2 separate regions of the Homo sapiens genome follow, and region 2 is linked to region 1. A link is an interaction called in ENCODE POLR2A ChIA-PET data of the cell type or tissue named here. Cell type or tissue: Panc1. All regions are shown on one strand. Links, peaks and the distances in the headings refer to the core of each region. The heading gives the core; the rest is flanking DNA. Region 1 has its middle 20 kb from the start of CITED2. Region 2 has its middle 14 kb from the start of LINC01625.

The links. ChIA-PET counts read pairs that join two places held together with the same protein. Peaks named below come from ENCODE experiments on the same cell type or tissue, not always from the same donor. Only the 100,000 strongest peaks of a DNase experiment are listed, where the experiment ranks them.
Region 2: POLR2A ChIA-PET joins it to region 1 with 6 read pairs; 4 of 35 experiments call an interaction of 5 or more read pairs at or near these places.

What each region holds. Positions count from the first base shown.
Region 1 is chr6:139,389,952-139,399,261 of GRCh38, reverse strand. No RefSeq gene overlaps it. Among named protein-coding and RNA genes, the nearest start is that of CITED2, 20 kb to the right of the region's middle. In Panc1, for the core only: no CTCF peak of the experiment used is centred there; no DNase peak of the experiment used is centred there; H3K27ac peaks cover 547 bases.
Region 2 is chr6:139,483,882-139,493,191 of GRCh38, reverse strand. No RefSeq gene overlaps it. Among named protein-coding and RNA genes, the nearest start is that of LINC01625, 14 kb to the right of the region's middle. In Panc1, for the core only: no CTCF peak of the experiment used is centred there; no DNase peak of the experiment used is centred there.

The DNA of each region.
Region 1 (9,310 bases), core at 1,955-5,954:
TAATGGTTTCTGTTAGCCTTTTGAAATATTGAAAATAACTCAAGGAGCTATTACAATCTTCAAGGACCCTGAGGGATGTAAAAACCACAGATGGGAAATTTTTGCACCAGAGAATAGACAAGATTCTATTAAAAATAAGCAAATCATGTGCACATTATATTTCCCCAGCTCCTATCAATTCATTCTTACATTCATACCATTCAACAAGAATTTATTGAGCCTCAACTAATCATGTATTAGACACTGACATCAGCATTAGGGATATAAAAATAAAATTCCTTGCCCTCAAACGGCCCACAGTCCAGTCACAGAACTAGATATGTAAGATGTAAGCAAACCCAAGGCAAGCAAATAACAGCTTGATTGCACACAGCATTTGGCTGTATGGTTGCAGAGCATTGTGTCCTAACACTGCCTTGGAGAGCTGGAAAGGCTTCTGGAGAAATTAACAACTGAGTGGAGATGTTAGGGTGGAGAAAGAGCCAGCAGTTGAACAAATGTGATTGATCTTTCCAGGAAATGGGAACAGCATGTGTAAAGACATAAGTCATAAGAGAGAATGAACAGGGTGTTCAGAAACAGCTAGCAATTCAGCAGAAGAAATAGCATAGTGTAGTGGTTGAACACACAGACTTTGACGTCAGATCATCAGGAAGGGTCTCTAGGCTTCACCACTTAGAAACTGGAGACTTCCCACAAGTTACCTAAGCTCTCTAAGCCTCTGTTTCCACATCTGCAAAATTGAGATAATAATACTATCTACTTCTTGAAGTCATGAAGAGAATCAAATTGCACTTTTTATTTATTTTTTATTTTTATTTATTTATTTATTTATTTTTGAGATGGAGTCTCACTCTGTCACCCAGGCTGAAGTGCAGTAGCATGATATCGGCTCACTGCAACCTCCGCCTCCTGGGTTCAAGCGATTCTCCTGCCTCAGTCTCCCGAGTGGCTGTGATTACAGGTGCCTGCCACCACACCCAGCTAATTTTTGTATTTTCAGTAGAGACGGGATTTCACTATGTTGGCCAGGCTGGTCTCGAGCTCCTGACCTCAGGTGATCCACCCACCTCGGCCTCCCAGAGTATTCAGATTACAGGCGTGAGCCACTGCGCCCGGCCAAATTGCACTTTTTAAAGCATTTAGCCCTGTTCTTGGTACTTAGTAATTAGTACTTATACATGTTGGCTCTCTATTGCTCTTTAGGAAGCATGCTCCTTGTGGGAGAGTAAAGTTGGAGAGATTGTCAGGGACCAGGGCATGAAGGATTTTTCTGCCACGCTAAAAAGGTGGCATCACCTTCTGTGGATCCTTGAAGAATTTTAAGCTCAGGAATAAGGAGCAACATGATAGCATTTTTAAGTTAGAAAGAACACTTTGGCTCTAGTGTGTAGGAAGAATTGGATAAATGGGAACTGGAGGTATAGAGCTAACTAGGAAACTATCACAATGGCACAAAATAAGCTTAATATTGGGCCAGGCGTGATGACTCACGCGTGTAATCCCAGCACTCTGGGAGGCTGAGACAGGAGGATCTCTTGAAGCCAGGACTTCCAGACCAACCTGGGAAACACTGAGATCCAGTCGCTACAAAAAATTAGAAGAAAGGAAAAAAAAAAAAACAACTTTTGAGCCTGCCCTAGCCAACATGGTGAAACTCCGTCTCTACTAAAAATACAAAAATTAGCCGGGCGTTGTGGCAGGCACCTGTAATCCCAGCTACTCAGGAGGCTGAGGAGGAGAATCGTTTGAACCCAGGAGACAGAGGTTGCAGTGAGCCGAGATCATGCCACTGCACTCCAGCCTGGGTGACAAGAGCGAGATTCCGTCTCAAAAAAAAAAAAAAAAGAACTTAGCCAGGCATGGTGGCATGCATACCTGTAGTCCTAGATACTCAAGAGGCTAAACTGGGAGGATCAGTTGATCCCAGGATTTCGAGGCTTCAGTGAGCTATTGTCATGCCCCTGCACTTCAGACTGAGCAACAGAGCGAGACCCTGTCTCTAAAATTTAAAAAAAAGTATATATGTGTATATATATATATATATATTTTTTTTTTTTTTTTTTTTTTAGACGGAGTCTCGCTCTGTCGCCCAGGCTGGAGTGCAGTGGCACGATCTCGGCTCACTGCAAGCTCCGCCTCCCGGGTTCAGGCCATTCTCCTGCCTCAGCCTCCCGAGTAGCTGGGACTACAGGCTCCCGCCACCACGCCCAACTAATTTTTTACTATTTTTAGTAGAGACGGGGTTTCACCGTGTTAGCCAGGATGGTCTCGATCTCCTGACCTCGTGATCCGCCCGCCTCGGCCTCCCAAAGTGCTGGGATTACAGGCGTGAGCCACCGTGCCCGGCCAAAAAATATTTTTTTAAAGCTTACTGTCGGCCGGGTGCGGTGGCTCACGCCTGTAATCCCAGCACTTTGGGAGGCCGAGGCGGGCGGATCACCTGAGGTCAGGAGTTTCAGACCGGCCTGGCCAACGTGGCGAAACCCTATCTCTACTAAAAATACAAAAATTACCTGGGCATGGGGCCTGCGCCTGTAATCCCAGCTACTTGGGAGGCTGAGGTGAGAGAATCGCTTGGACCTGGAAGGCGGAGGTTGCACTGCGCCGAGATCACGCCACTGCACTCCAGCCTGGGCGACAGAGCGAGACTCCACCTCAAAAATAAATAAATAAACAAACAAACAAACAAATAAATAAATAAATAAATAAAAATTAAAGCTTAGTGTCACTAAGTGATAGTTATAACTGTGATTGCCAAAGACGAAGCTGCTGAGGGGAGAAAAACTGCTGTATGCACTCACACCAGGTCTACAATACTCTGTGAAAATTTCTCTTCCTGAAGTGTTTGTTTATCTCCTAAGAGCAACAAAACATATTTTAAATTAGCATAGCAACCAATGTGGGAACTTCATTGTCAGCTCAACACAGGGGAATGTATAGAAAGTCCTTTCTAAAGGCACCTGTAAAAAGCCTCTTTTGCCTTAAACGTGATGACTTAACTAATGGGATAAATAAACCCTCTTTGAAATGCAGAAGTGGCTTAGAAGGAGCCTCCAGGAAGTCGTATTTGATATGCGCATGCATCTTGAAAAATAGTTTCCTTCTCCCAGTGCTGCCTTGGGGATCCGTGAAGGACAATTCTTCAAGCCAGGCAAGAACACCAGCAGAGCGGTGTCTTCACAGCTCAGCCTCCAGACCCCAACAGCTGGGCTTTCATTACAGTACATATTGCAAACCGCCTTTTGCCAGAATTCTCCAACTTCAGGCTAACACAAGGCTGCCAAGGGAGCTGGGGCACTTGAGAGCTGTGGGCCAGAAAAAGGGACCCCGCCAAAGCTAGGGACTCTTAAGAGGCGATGCGAATGGAATTCTGCTCTTCCAGGATTACAACTCCACCATGCTTCCCTTCCTCTTAAAAAGCGTACTATGAAAAAAATAATTATACTGCATAGATAATTAGAAAGGGAAAGCTCAATAGCTTTAAATAAAGGTTCTTAGCCAGGGGATGGGGAAACAAGAAAATATTTAGAGAGGGAAGGAGAGGTCCCTTAGAGCCGACAGCAAAGTGCCATATTTTAAGGTGGTATGTTTTGCCCAAATGGTTTCTTCACAGCTTGTTAACAGCTGAGGCTCTTTCCCATACTAAAGACCACCCAGTTGTGATAACTTGGTGGTGGACTTATCTTATTGGCATTTATAATGGCAGCTGCCTATAGCCCAGGGAGTTAGAAGCAACCCACAGAGCAATTTCAGTCAAATGCAAGTTCAAGGTACATGACCTTGCAAGCAATGCTGCTGGAGAGAGATATATGTATTTCTCCTCCAGCCCCCAACTCCCTCTGGAGTCCTTGGAAAGTCCTTCTGAAAAATTCTGAAAGAAAAAATGCTAAACTGTCAAACTCAGGGAAGCTGGGCAATTTTTGTCCCCTTTAAAAAAATATTTTCTTGTATTTTCCGTGAAAGTTATTTTCCTGCAAAGGAACAAAATTTCACTCCTCTATAATTTGTATTTATATCAACCACTTTCATCACAATCATAAAAAATTTGTTACAATCAGCTGTAAACTAATTTGTACTATTACAATATAATCTCCTCTTTGGTTTGAGAAACTTTGGTAAAGTTTACTCTACAAGCCAGAAAAAAAAGTTATGCACCTGTATAATGCTAGAGATACACAAACCTATGGATGCAGAAGCTGTCCTTAAAGGAAGTATGTGTAGAAATGCAACTGAAGAGTTGTTATTTGTTATTAATAGAAGAAATTTGAAAAAAATAACTATAAATACTTTATAATTCTAACAAATGTAGTGAGGAAGAAATGGATTATTTAAGTCCAAAAGTAAGTACAGTACAGAAAGTTCTGATTTCTGACATTGTAACCAGAGACAAAAGAGAGAGAGGGCCTGGCGCGGTGGCTCAGGCCTGTAATCCCAGCACTCTGGGAGGCTGAGGCAGGCTGACCACTTGAGGCTAGGAGTTTGAGGCCAGCCTGGCCAACATGGCAAAACCCCATCTCTATTGAAAATACAAAAAGTTAGCTGGGCATGGAGGTGCACACCTCTAATCCTATCTACTCGGGAGGCTAAGGCAGGAGAATCACTTGAACCCGGGAGGCAGAGGTTGCAGTGAGCTGAGATTATACCACTGCTCTCCAGCCTGGGTGACACAGTAAGACTCTGTCTCAAAAAAAAAAAAAAAAGAAAAGAAAAGAAAAGAAAGAAAGAAAGAAAAAAAGAAACACACAGAGAGAGGAACACTTGTGAATGGTTCAATCTGGAAGTATAAAAAGGGGAGAAAACAAATACATACATGGATCATAGGTCAGATGTAAGAGATAAGGTTTAATGGCTAACACTAAGATGACTTGCACTATGGCTGTTTTGTAAGTAGGTATTGGAGGAGATTTTTTTAAAGTGTGAAACATTATGAAAACCTCCTCTCCCTCCTCTCCATGGAAAAAAACTATACGTGCTCTGTGTGTGTGTGTGTGTGTGTGTGTGTTTGGTATGTGGGGTGTGTGTGTGTGTGTGTGTTTGGTATGTGGGGTGTGTGTGTGTGTATGGTGTGGGGTGTGTGTGTGTGTATGGTGTGGGGTGTGTGTGTGTATGGTGTGGTGTATGTGTGTGTGTGTATTTTAAACAAAGCACAAGAAACCAGCACAGAACATCTTCACAGTAATTTTCTATCTAAAATGTGGCAGGACAAGAATAAAGAGACCTACACTTAAAAAAAAAACTTATGGCAGAAATAGCCTGGGTGAAATATGGGAGGAAGCAATTGAAGACCTTCAGGGGAAGATTTTCCTTGGTCAACATATGGAAAGTTATTGTTTCACAGTGAATAAGCAACTAGAACATAAAAATCTATCCCTCTACTAGAGTTGTTCATCAAAGGGACATTGTAGCAAGCCAAAAAAAAAATTTTTTTTTGTAACATTAAAACTGTTCTCCAGTACTTTTTCACTTATGTCATTCAATGCCCTTCTAGGATAACTCACATGACGAATTTCTCTCAGCTACGAGTAAAAAAAATCATTTATCTTTCCTAATAAACTAGTAGTCCTTTCCTTATTGGACACTGAAAGCTACATAATACAACATATTTCTCCCTTTGCCTTGGCTACCAGGAAGCGCTAAGAAAATTTGCATCCCCCAGGATTCACTGAAACCATTATCCATTGCTCCTCTTCTTTTGTAGTTTGTCTTGTTTTATTTTTGTGTTAAGATTCCTTAATTATATGTTTTGAAAAGCTGTTATTTCATTCAAAGTTGGAAAGAGAGAATGGAAAGAAGAGTATTTTTCACCTTTCCATCTAGGATAGTGCTGATTATTATGTCCTGTCCTTAAAGTGGAGAAAAGAGGGATGAAAGGTTAAAGAATTTGGGAGCAGTTTCTCTAGATTTGGAGAAACAAAACACAACCCTTGCTTGGAAAAGCTTAACTTCTGTCCAAAGTCCTACTCTACTCTACTGTCTTTTAAAAGCAATAAACAAGAATAGAAAGCCTTACAGTGTTGAAGTCAGGTCGATTTCACCTGAAACCCCAGCTGTGCCACCTGGGAACTGAGTGACTTCAGTCAAATCACTTACCCTCTCTGGGCCTCAGATAGTAACACCATTTGAGCAGAGTTGACGTTGAGATTCAATAAGACAATGTATATGAAAGCCAATGGCATACTCTAAGGCTCCTACAGTCATTCAGCAAGTATGGTCTCTCCTTTCTTCCTTCTTTTACTTCCCCCAATGGTATACTGTTTTTCTGTTTCTGAGTCATTAGACACAGTGCTGTGTTAAGTAAAGAATGCAGTGTAATTGATGCCAGCCAAAAGCCATCACTAAAGACCTCTTTTTTTACAGCTTACATTTTATGTTTTAGGGAGGGAAGGGAAGGATTCTTAACCAATTGAATTAATTAATAATTAACTTTCCTTTCCTTTCTTTTTTTTGAGACAGGATCTCACTCTGTTGCCTAGGCTGGAGTGCATGGAGTACAGTGGTGCAATCATGGCTCACTGCAGCCTCTACCTCCTGGGCTCAGGCGATTTTCCTGCCTCAGCCTCCCTACTAGCTGGGACTACATGCACACACTACCACACCTGGCTAATTTTTCTGTTTTGTTTTGTTTTGTTTTTGAGACAGAGTCTCGCTCTGTCACCCAGGCTGGAGTGCAGTGGCGCGATCTCGGCTCACTGCAAGCTCCGCCTCCCGGATTCATGCCATTCTCCTGCCTCAGCCTCCCGAGTAGCTGAAACTACAGGAGCCTGCCACCATGCCCTACTAATTTTTTGTATTTTTAGTAGAGACGGGGTGTCACCGTGTGAGCCAGGATGGTCTCGATCTTCTGACCTAGTGATCCACCTGCCTCGGCCTCCCAAAGTGTTGGGATTACAGGCGTGAGCCACCACGCCCGGCCCAAAGTCTTGTTCTTTTATGGGTTGTGTGTGTGTGTGTGTGTGTGTGTGTGTGTGTGTGCGCGCGCATGGTTTGTTTGTTTATTTGTTTTTAGAGACAGGGTCTCACTCTGTTGCCCAGACTGGAGTGCAGTGTCACTATCATACCTCACTGCAGCCTTGAACTCCTGGGCTCAAGCAAAGTCTTGCTCTTTCAATTCCACTTAACATGGGTTCCATGCTGACCATCTGCCTTTGGTTAACGCCTCTTTCTTCAGATATCTCACTGGACTTCAGCTTTCGTAGCTAACATTCTGATCATTGATTGCTGCTTTGCACCTTTTTGAAAGCAGTTTCATTCCTCTGTTGTCAACCAGAGTGCCTCCCCAAGCTCACAGCCCAGCCATTGATTAGAAATAGGTGCCTCCTGTTGTCCCAGCCATACCTGTATTGACAGACTCTTGAGCTATTTCTCTAGATAGCTAATCTCAGGGGCATGGCCCATTCTAGTTTCGCTCCCTTTCAGAGGGTGGACTATAGGTCTATTCACACCTCAAAATTCCAGTGATGCTGACCTCACTTGTACATTCCAGAAATTAAAAGAGCCTTGTAATAAACAGAGGATACTGGAAAGAAGGGTGATCAGTCTCTCTGGCACTGATAAAGGGACACAGTTGGGTTAAGAGAAATGCCTGGTTAATTGGTCAGTATGATCCATATAAATATATATATATATTTATATGTATATATATATATTTATATGTATATATATATTTATATGTATATATATTTATATGTATATATATATTTATATGTATATATATTTATATGTATATATATATTTATATGTATATATATATTTATATGTATATATATATTTATATGTATATATATATATTTATATGTGTATATATATATATTTTTTTTTTTGAGACAGAGTCTTGCTCAGTCACCCAGCTTGGAGTGCAGTAGCACGATCTCGGCTCACTGCAAGCTCCGCCTCCCGGGTTCAGGCCATTCTCCTGCCTCAGCCTCCCGAGTAGCTAGGACTACAGACGCCCGCCACGACGCCCAGCTAATTTTTTTGTGTGTGTTTTTAGTAGAGACGGGATTTCACCATGTTAGCCAGGATGGTCTCGATCTCCTGACCTCATGATCCACCTGCCTCGGCCTCCCAAAGTGCTGGGATTACAGGAGTGAGCCACCGCGCCCGGCCCAGTATGATCCATATTAGGCACTTTGCTTTTTCAGACTCTATTTGCTCACTGAGCAGTCTTTACCTAAGTCAGAATTGTAATGGTGCTTCCAGATGTTTCAAACTCCTAGTCGTGGACCTGGATTCACACCTTCGATAGCATCACTTTTGCTCCCAGTATTCTTCAAACCAATGCTTCTGCCTATGATAAACAGTTTTCATGAAATAATCTGAAAGCAAAACATCAAGATTTTTGCAATGAACAGGGTCTGTGCATTTGGCTGAGCAAGGGGCGCTGACCTTTCATGTGTCCTCAGAGCACCCTGCTAGCCACCAGCTTGACCTGCACATATGGCCCAGTTCGAGTTCTGATATGAAGTTGGCTTTCCAGAGATTCCAGAGAGCTAAGAACAACTCTGATCATTTTTCTAACCACCAGCCCATCTCTCATGACTGCTGTCTTTGGTCTGTACTTTGAGCGAAGTCTTTGGCTACACATAGGTTTTTTGTGGTGGCAGCTGGTGCACAGTTGATCCCTTCAGGATTGTCAGCAGGACATAAACAACAGGGCCTGAACTTCACATGACAGTTGATATAATCTTCTGCAACTCTTTCAAGTTTTGCTCTTTATTGTCTCTGTGTCCTGGGGCAAGTCACTTTACCTCCTTTAGCCTGAATTTCTATCATCTCTAAATAAAGTGGATTGAATAAGATGGTTTGTATGGGCCTTGCCATCTGCAACTGACTACAATTCCATCATTCTTATAAATCTACTACAAAAACTCCATCTCTGCATTCAAGGTATGGCTGGAATCAGGCACATTTTTGCATGCGCTTGTGAAATCTTTTCTACAACTTTATAGTCACACTTTGTGCACCAATTACTAGATAAACTCCTGTAAGAGTTTTGATGGTGGTTGTAACTTGATGTTTACAGAAAACTTTCTAGCTGTGGCTGCCTAGGCCTTTTGACTTGAAGGAGGATAGCTACATCAGATAGGTTGAATGACTACCATTAAGATTCAGTTGTACATTATTGATGGTAAGGAAGGAATCCAGGCTGGGCACGATGGTTCACGTCTGTAATCCCAGCACTTTGGGAGGCTGAGGCGGGCGGATCACCTGAGGTCAGGAGTTCAAGACCAGCCTGGCCAACATGTTGAAACCCCGTCTCTACTTAAAAATACAAAAAAAATTAGCCTGGCATGGTGACGTCCACCTG
Region 2 (9,310 bases), core at 1,946-5,945, 94 kb before region 1:
AAGTAGCTGGGATTACAGGTGCATGCCACCACACCTGGCTGATTTTTTTGTTTTTTGAGACGGAGTTTTGCTCTTGTTGCCCAGGCTGGAGTGCTATGGTGCGATCTTGGCTCACTGCAACCCCCACCTCCCGGGTTCAAGGGATTCTCCTGCTTCAGCCTCCCAAGAAGATGGGATTACAGGCATGCACCACTGTGCCTGGCTAATTTTGTATTTTTAGTAGAGATGGGTTTTCTCCACGTTGGTCAGGCTGGTCTTAAACTCCCGACCTCAGGTGATCCACCCGCCTTGGCCTCCCAAACTGTTGGGATTACAGGTGTGAGCTACTGTGCCCAGCCTACCTGGCTGATTTTTGTATTTTTAGTAGAGACAGGGTTTCACTGTGTTGGCCAGGCTGGTTTCGAACTCCTGACCTCAGGTGATCCACTTGCCTCAGCCTCCCAAAGTGTTGGGATTACAGGCGTAAGCCACTGCACCCAGCCTATCTGATGGTTTTATAAGCGCTCGGTAGTTCCTCCTGTGTTCACTTCTCTTTTCTGCCGCCTTATGAAGAAGATTCCTTGCTTCCCCTTCACCTTCCACCATTATTGTAAGTTTCCTGAGGCCTCCCCAGCCATGCTGAACTGTGTGTCAATTAAACCTCTTTTCTTTATAAATTATCCAGTCTCGGGTAGTTCTTTTTTGAGATGGAGTCTCCCTCTGTCGCCTAGGCTGGAGTGCAGTGGCGCAATCTCGGCTCACAGCAAGCTCCGCCTCCTGGGTTCACGCCATTCTCCTGCCTCAGCCTCCCAAGTAGCTGGGACTACAGGCACCCGCCACCACGCCCCGGCTAATGTTTTGTATTTTTAGTGGAGACGGGGTTTCACCGTGTTAGCCAGGATGGTCTCGATCTCCTGACCTCGTGATCCACCCACCTTGGCCTCCTGAAGTGCTGGGATTACAGGCGTGAGCCACCACGCCCGGCCTTTTTTTTTTTTTTTTTTTTAGATGGAATCTTGCTCTGTCGCCCAGGCTGGAGTGCAGTGGCACTATCTTGGCTAACTGTGAGCTCCACCTCCTGGGTTCACGCCATTCTCCTGCCTCAGCCTCCCCAGCAACTGGGACTACAGGCACATGCTGCCACGCCCAGCTAATTTTTTGTATTTTTAGTAGAGACCGGGTTTCACCGTTGTTAGCCAGGATGGTCTGGATCTCCTGACCTCCAGATCCGCCCGCCTTGGCCTCCCAAAGTGCTGGGCTTATAGGTGTGAGCCACCATGCCCGGCCAATCTCAGGTAGTTCCTTATAGCAGTATGAAAACGGACTAATACAGTGGGAAAAAAATGTAACCATAGGCTCACAGGAACCTAACTCTGTATTTCCCCTAGGAGCAATGTTTTAGTATTAACTAATTCAGTGTTCATGGCAATTTTATAAAACATAATTACTGTAAATAATGAGAATTGATTATACATAGATGTTACATTTGCTAAAATATATACATATATAATAGATATAACAGATACAGCCACAGTTATAGATAGATTTGTGTAGACATATCTATCTATTTTCTACATAGCAAAATATCTGGACGTATATAAACTATTAATAGCAGTTACCTCTGGAGAGTGGGATTAAGGACCTATTAGAACAGTTTCATTCTTTGCCATTTTTTACACTTTTATATTTTTGATAATTTTTTCAACAAGTAATTACTACTTTGCTAATTTTTCACACTAACATTTTTAACAAACTAAAACAATAAATTTTTCCTTAAAAAATAAAAACACAACCTTGCTCTCTCCCCCCCTCCACAAAAATAAATAAATATATTCATAAACTTCAGCAAGATTTAGGAAAAAGCTCATATCCTTGGACAGTTTCATTTTAAAAGAAACATCAACAAGAAAGTGCAGGCCTATAAAGAAATAAAAAGTAGACCAGATAAGTGATTGAAAGGAAAAGTAGTATGTGAAAATAACATTTTTTAACCAAATTGCTAAATCAATAATTATATAAATAAATAACAAATATATGCAGGAATGAAGCTGCCCTTAAGCTAGCATGAAAGCAAATGAAAGAGAGCATGAAGGAAAAAAAGAGAGTCTTCAGGTGTGACATGATTGTCATCAAAGAACCAAGTTGGAAAAGCAAAATAAAATACAAAAGCTTAAAAGAAACAAAAGTGTCCAATTCACAATGTAGTAAAAAGAAACAGGTTCACAGCAAAGGAGGTTTTTTGTTTTTTTTTTTTTTTTTTTTTAAGATTGGACTCTTTTCAGCATTCTACACTTAAATAACTGGAATATTTATAAGTAGAATCCTAGTCAACTCTTTCAAAACGATTGGCCCTTTAAGTGTTAAATTAAGTTTGGCCTAAAGCTGCTTCCTTACACATTTTAAGTTTGCCATAAAGGTTTCTCCATACATAGTGAACTGTTATCTAACTGGATGTGTAAACAGACTAACCTACTCTTGCACCAATCACTGAGTTTCAGCCAATCACAGGCAGCCAACTGTTCAAACTGTGTTCAAATAAGGCAAATACCAAGCTGTAACCAATTCAGCTGTTTCTGTACCTCACTTCCGTTTTCTGTCTGTCACTTTCCTTTTCTGTTCATAAATTTTTCTTCACCACCCGGCAGTGCCACAGTCTATTCCGGTTCAGGAGGCTGCCTGATTCTTGAACTGTTCTTTGCTCAATTAAATTCTGTTAAATTTAACTAGTCTAAAGTTTTTCTTTTAACATAAGAAATGTGCTTTTTATTGTCTCCAAAGAAAGAACACCATGTCCATGATGGCTTCGTTACTTTCTGTAAGAGCAGGGTATCTTTCATACAGTGTAGAGTACTGAGTAAAAGTCAGGGATTACTGCTAATTCATTCCAGGCATAAGAGACTTGGGGCATGCACAGGTAGATGAAGTAACAAGAGTTAGCACCCATTTCTAGCATAACACCTGAGAGGTAAAGGCTGTTCTCAGAGATGCAATCATTCTTCACGTTTCATAAACAGAAACCCATGAGGCAAGAAGAATTTGGGTGATATTTTTCCTCTTTCCCAGATAGCAGCAGTATAGAATAGAATAGCACTAATTGGGCCTTAAAATCGCAAAAGTTTAACTCTATTCTCCCTACCTCCTCACCCCTTCATCCTCTCACCAGCCTCAGCCTCATAAGCTCCTTTTTCTGTGGAGCTCCCTATAAGATGTTTTTGTTTTTTGTTTTTAAATAGAGACAGTGTCTCACTCTGCCACCCATGCTGAAGTGCCGTGGTGCAATCATAGCACACGGCAGCCTCAAACTCCTGGGCTCAAGCAATCCTCTCACCTCAGCCTCCCAAATAGCTGGGACTACAGGTGCCTGCCACCATGTCTGGCTAATTTTTTTACTTTTTTGTAGAGATAAGTCTTATGATGTTGCCCAGGCTGGTCTTGATCTCCTAGCATCAAGCAATCCTCCCACCTCAGTAAAGTACTGGGATTACAGGCATGAGCCACTGTGCCTGGCCAGATGTCATTTTTTAAAAGAATTCTGGGGACTAAACATTTGAACTGATGATCAGTTTATCATCAGTAACCAAGTTTAAGAAATTCTAGACAATCAAATGAACCATCTTGAAGTTTTTCCCCTGGAAGGAAAGAAGTTGGAGGAGTAAGTCTCCATTGAAAACTGCTGTAGTGTGAGGGTGTCACTTGAGAAAGCGGCCTTATAAAATGATGGATCAAGGTTTTTACCACCATAGACTTGACTGGCATACATTTCAATCATCAATGAGAAAAAGCCATATAGCTACATTTTGCCCTTTAGAGTCAAGCATACCATATCACAGAATAAGAATTAGGAATCTTCAAAAGGGAGGCTTTTCCCAAAAGGGCCACAGGTAGCATGAGTATATGTCTGCTCAATGAGCATGAAATTGTACTTTCTTTCTTTCTTTCCCAAATGCATTTTGTTTCCTTAAATAAGGCAAAAATTCACTTAAAAAAAAGAAGGCTTCCACGGCATGTATTGATCCTTTAGCATGAACATTTATATTAATGGTTAAGGATAAAATTTAAGCATTTAAGGGGAGAAAAAAAAATCAGTATGCAAGCTAATCTCATGCTAAGCCTGCAGCCCATCTAATTGAATTTTAAGTACAGTTGTGAGTTCTTCTTTCTTCCCACCTCTAGTATATTTTACTGACTGTAGAGATAATTTTTTTCACTGTATATTTAAAAGCGCATTAATAGACAACATTATTGCTCACAGACAAACTAAGAAAAGCCTACTTCTCAGGTTTTTGTTCTTCATCTTACGAAGTCTGCAAGAAAAGAAAAGGTGGACCTTCAATAAAATTTGGCCTTGATCATTTTTAGGGCAAATGAATTATAGGGAAGCCTCCTAGAAAACATCACCAATACTCAGTAAAACAAATATACTTTAGGAGCTCAAAGTTAAATTCACCTAGTGAACCAATAATAAATTTTTTTTCTAGGACTGTTTGCCTAAAGGATTTCGGCTTTGTTATTGGAACATAAGAAATCCTAGACCCTGAGAAAGGCCACTTGGCTAAGCATGGCTGATACTTTCAAATTCCCTGATTCCAGCTCCCGATAGTTTCTCAATTTAAAAATTCATCTAGTCATCTGTTTGAAACAATAAAATGATGCTCCTAGTTTCTCTAGAGTTTTTTGGCAACTGCTTAGTTGAGACATTTATCTTCCAGGTGAGAGTATTTTGGCAATAGCACCTCTTTCTTTTCCTACTGTCCTATTTGTATAAGGTCAGGTTGGCCTCTATACTGTGAGCATGAAGAGCTTAATTGGAACAATATTATTATCCTTCACAATTTACAGAAATATATTTGGCCCTCATGAACTGTCATTTTCCTCAGGGAGAATACGCTGCTTTCTTATTAAGCCTTGCGGAAAAACAGAAATAATTCTTCTGAACCCCTTGGTGTTGCCTAGGCATTCTACCATGTTGCTCTTAAGCGAAAGAACAGAAGAGACACAATGACCTTGAAACTTCATTCTAAAACAACCCCCAAAAGTGAAAACGTAGCAAAATCACTGAGTCAGTTTTGGAATTGGTAGATTTCACGGAAGAATACCTCCCATAGGACCCACGTAGAAAGGGATTTAGTTTGTAAAAAGACAGCATCCGCCCCTCACGTGATCTCCATGAATGAATCTATCTTGACCCTTTTCTTTGCAAACCCAATTCTGATGCCCTTCCCCATTCCAATGTCTTCGTCTCCCTTTTATAGAAGGATGGCACCTGTTCCAGGCAGCCACATCTGTTGCCTCTCTGTCCCTCAAAATTTTAGCCAGAAAAGCTACAACCAGAAATCTTGCCTTTTAAAGATCACAATTAATAAAACCATTGGCTTTCTAGAAAAACTCCTTTCTCGTTCAGATTCTTCTCAATCCTTTTCACATCTATTACTCACTCTCACCTCAACATCAGAATTTTTCACCACGACCCCAACTATTGCACCTTCCTTGGTTTCCCTATATTTTCCCTCAATGGTATTACTTTCCTCAGCCTTTTGTTCTTCAAATTGCCTGGCTGCTTTTCACTGCCTCTTTGTTTGCCCTGTATGCACAGAATCTCGCCAATTCTTTAAGATATCACCCAGGTTTACTTTTTTCCTCTGTGTTTCCACAGCCACTGCCCAAGGTTTGACCCTCTTTACCACATATCTTTATATTACTAGAAAATTCTAATTATTGGTACTTAACATACCTGCATCCAGCTCTTCCATCCCATCATACACCATCACACACCATGCAGCCATCTCTACCTTTCTAAAATACCTTTTTCAGTATTTTGACTTCTATTCCATCTTCTCCATAAATTTCCACCCTAGCTTAAGAACCTACCCTAAAATGGCCGGGCGTGGTGGCTCACGCCTGTAATCCCAGCACTTTGGAAGGCCGAGGCGGGCTGATCACAAGGTCAGGAGATTAAGACCATCCTGGCTAACTCGGTGAAACCCTGTCTCTACTAAAAATACAAAAAAATTAGCCGGGCATGGTGGGGGGTGCCTGTAGTCCCAGCTACTGAGGAGGCTGAGGCAGGAGAATGGCGTGAACCCAGAAGGTGGAGCTTGCAGTGAGCTGAGATCATGCCACTGCACTCCAGCCTGGGTGACAGAGCGAGACTCCATCTCAAAAAAAAAAAAAAAGAACCTACCCTAAAACAACAGCAGTGACCATGCATTAGCTGGTTACCTGCTGCAATCATCCTAGGTGCTATACAAGTTGCTTTTCATACATTATATTTAATCTTCACTATCACCCTATAAGTTTGGTGTCGTTATTACCATTTTGTAATAGAGAAAACTGAAACAAAATAAATAAGCAACTTTTCCAGGAATGACTAGAGCTCAAATTAGAATTCTCATCAGTTCGACTTCCAAACCCATGCTTTCCCCTGATTACAAAGGCCCCCAATTACCTAATGGATCTATCAAAACTCTTCCAACCTCCAGTTTAAATAGCCTCATGATGTGGCACACCTGATCTACTATATCACCACAAACCTTGTGCTCCAAAAGATGGTAGTTAAGGTCATGCAGTCTGGGTTCAGGTGCTAGCTCTGCAACTTACCAGTTCAGTGAGCTGCAACAAGTTCCTTGACCTCTCTGCACCTCAACTTTCTCATAAATCCTGATAATAGCACTCTGAGAAATGTTACATTTGTGGAGGGCATGCTCTCAGGACAAACACCAGTAAGGCAATGAGAGAAGCAAGATTGAGGAAAGAGAGAAGTTGAACGGTGAGGCAGCGGCAACAGAGGCCTCAGCTGATCCCACTAATTCCAGCTCCGAAGCTGGCGTGGCCCTGAAGAGATATTGACCAGTGATTGGATACAGGCCTGAAAAAGTCTGTAGCCTTGGACAGGCAGCTCCTCCCTGCCAAGAGCAATTTCTAGGGAAGGATTTAGCTATGAGCTGTCAGCAGACAACACTTCTGGAAATGGGAGCAATGCCTTGGGCCTATAGGGGGACACCTGTGTGACACACCACAGCATCCATTACAGTTAGCATAAGCACTATATGAATTATTACCTATAAATCACTTAGCTGGCATATTTTAGCCCAAGGTAAGTATTAGCTCTCACATCAGTTTCAATGCCTAGAAAGTTTCTTTGCTTTACCTGAAGGCTGCCTGACTAAAATTTTGAAAGAAGGGTGACAGTGTGGATTTTTGTTTATTTGTTTTAATGCCCAATGCAGCTAAACTCTGTAAATATTTATACATTTATCTGATTATGTGTTTGCTTCTGCCTATTACATAATGCTTTGGTTTGTTGTACTTTAAAGTGCTTATTTCCCTACTGTCTATCAGAGCTGAAAGCAAATACAGAAGAACAGTGTCTTCTTAACTAAATATGGTCATCAGTGAACACATGCCAGAGCAACTGCTGGTTATTTAAAGAGTATTTAAAATTAATCCACGTAGTCTTGAAAAGGAAGATGAAAATTTTTAAACAATACAAAATTGAAGGGCATACGTAAATTCCACCAGCACTAGAAATCAACAAATCCTTCAATCCTCTCAATTATCCTTTCAGTCTTCTTCTCCTGTTAGAAATATTCCTGAAGTCTTAATTTCCTCAACCTGAGCTCTAGACACCCAGCAACCAAAAAGCGTGGGGACTCTGGGGCTAATATTGCAAGGGGTGTGATATATGTATCCAGCTACCAAAAAGGTTGTACATTTGTTGGCCAAAGAATGCAAAATTTCAGCTAGATAGGAGGAAGAAATTCAAAAGATCTATTAAACAACATGGTTATCTGTAGTTAATAACAATGTATTGTATTCTCAAAAATTGCTGACAGTGAATGTTAAGTGTCCTCATCACAACAAAAATAAGCATATGAGATAATACATACGTTAATTAATTTAATTTAGCCATTCCATAATGTATACCTATTTCAAAACAGGTTGTACATGATAAATATATGCAATTTTTGTCAATTAAAAATAAATATAGAAATAAATAATAGTCTATGTCTCTCACCATATATATCATCCCCAAAAATTATATAATACTGTAATTAATAATGTATAAACTCATTTAATGACATTACTGAATAAATATATAGTTCTCTAGCATCATGAATTTCCTTAATGTTTAATATTTACAAATATTATTGGCCAGGCTCGGTGGCTCACGCCTGTAATCCCAGCACTTTGGAAGTCTGAGGCAAGCTGATCATGAGATCAGGAGTTCGAGACCCGCCTGACCAACATGGTGAAACCACATCTCTACTAAAAATACAAAAATTAGCTGGGCATGATGGCAGCCGCCTGTAATCCCAGCTACTCGGGAGGCTGAGGCAGGAGAATCGCTTGAACCTGGGAAGTGGAGGTTGCAGTGACCTGAGATCATGCCACTGCTCTCCAGCCTGGGCAACAGAGCAAGACTCCTTCTCAAAAAAAAAAAAAAGGGAAAAAAAATCACACACATTATGATAAGAAAATATTTCTATAGTCAATCACTACATTTTTTGTATTCCTTTTTATCCCTAATACAATGTATCTTTTCATCTTGAAGGCAATAGAGACACTAAGCGTCCCCATAAGGGCTAACAACAATTATCTATCTATGTATTCCTATAGTATCTCTTATACAGTAGAAAAAGCAAAATATATCATAATTTTACAAATATTTATTGCACACTTGGTTTGTTCCAGATATTGTGCCAGGTCCTAACGATATAATATTAAACTAAATATATTAGTTATCTATTTATAGGTAGCTTACAGTCTAGTAGAAAAAACAAATCATGAAAAAGAAATCTGGCTGGGCGTGGTGGCTCACGCCTGTAATCCTCAGCACTTTGGGAGGCTGAGGTGGGCACATCACTTGAGGTCGGGAGTTTGAGAGCCTGACCAACATGGAGAAACCCTGTCTCTACTAAAAATACAAAATTAGCCGGGTATGGTGGCACATGCCTCTAATCCCAGCTACTCGGGAGGCTGAGGCAGGAGAATCGCTTGAACCCCAGAAGTGGAGGTTGTGGTGAGCCAAGATTGTGCCATTGCACTCCAGCCTGGGCAACAAGAGTGAAACTCTGTCTCCAAAAAAAAAAAAAAAGAAATCTATACTTTTGATAAGTGTTGTGAAAGAAAAATAAAAGGTGTGATGAGTGATGAGTTTAGGGGAAATTGTTTCAGATTGGGTGGGCAAGAGGAGAGAGGGAGATGCTAGGAAAGGAAGCCTCCTTAAAGCTGATATCTAAAGGATGTGTGGGAGTTAATCAACAAAACTGATCAATGCAGAATTCTAGGCAGAAGCAATACCATGTGGAAGTAAATAGAGGAATCTTCAATG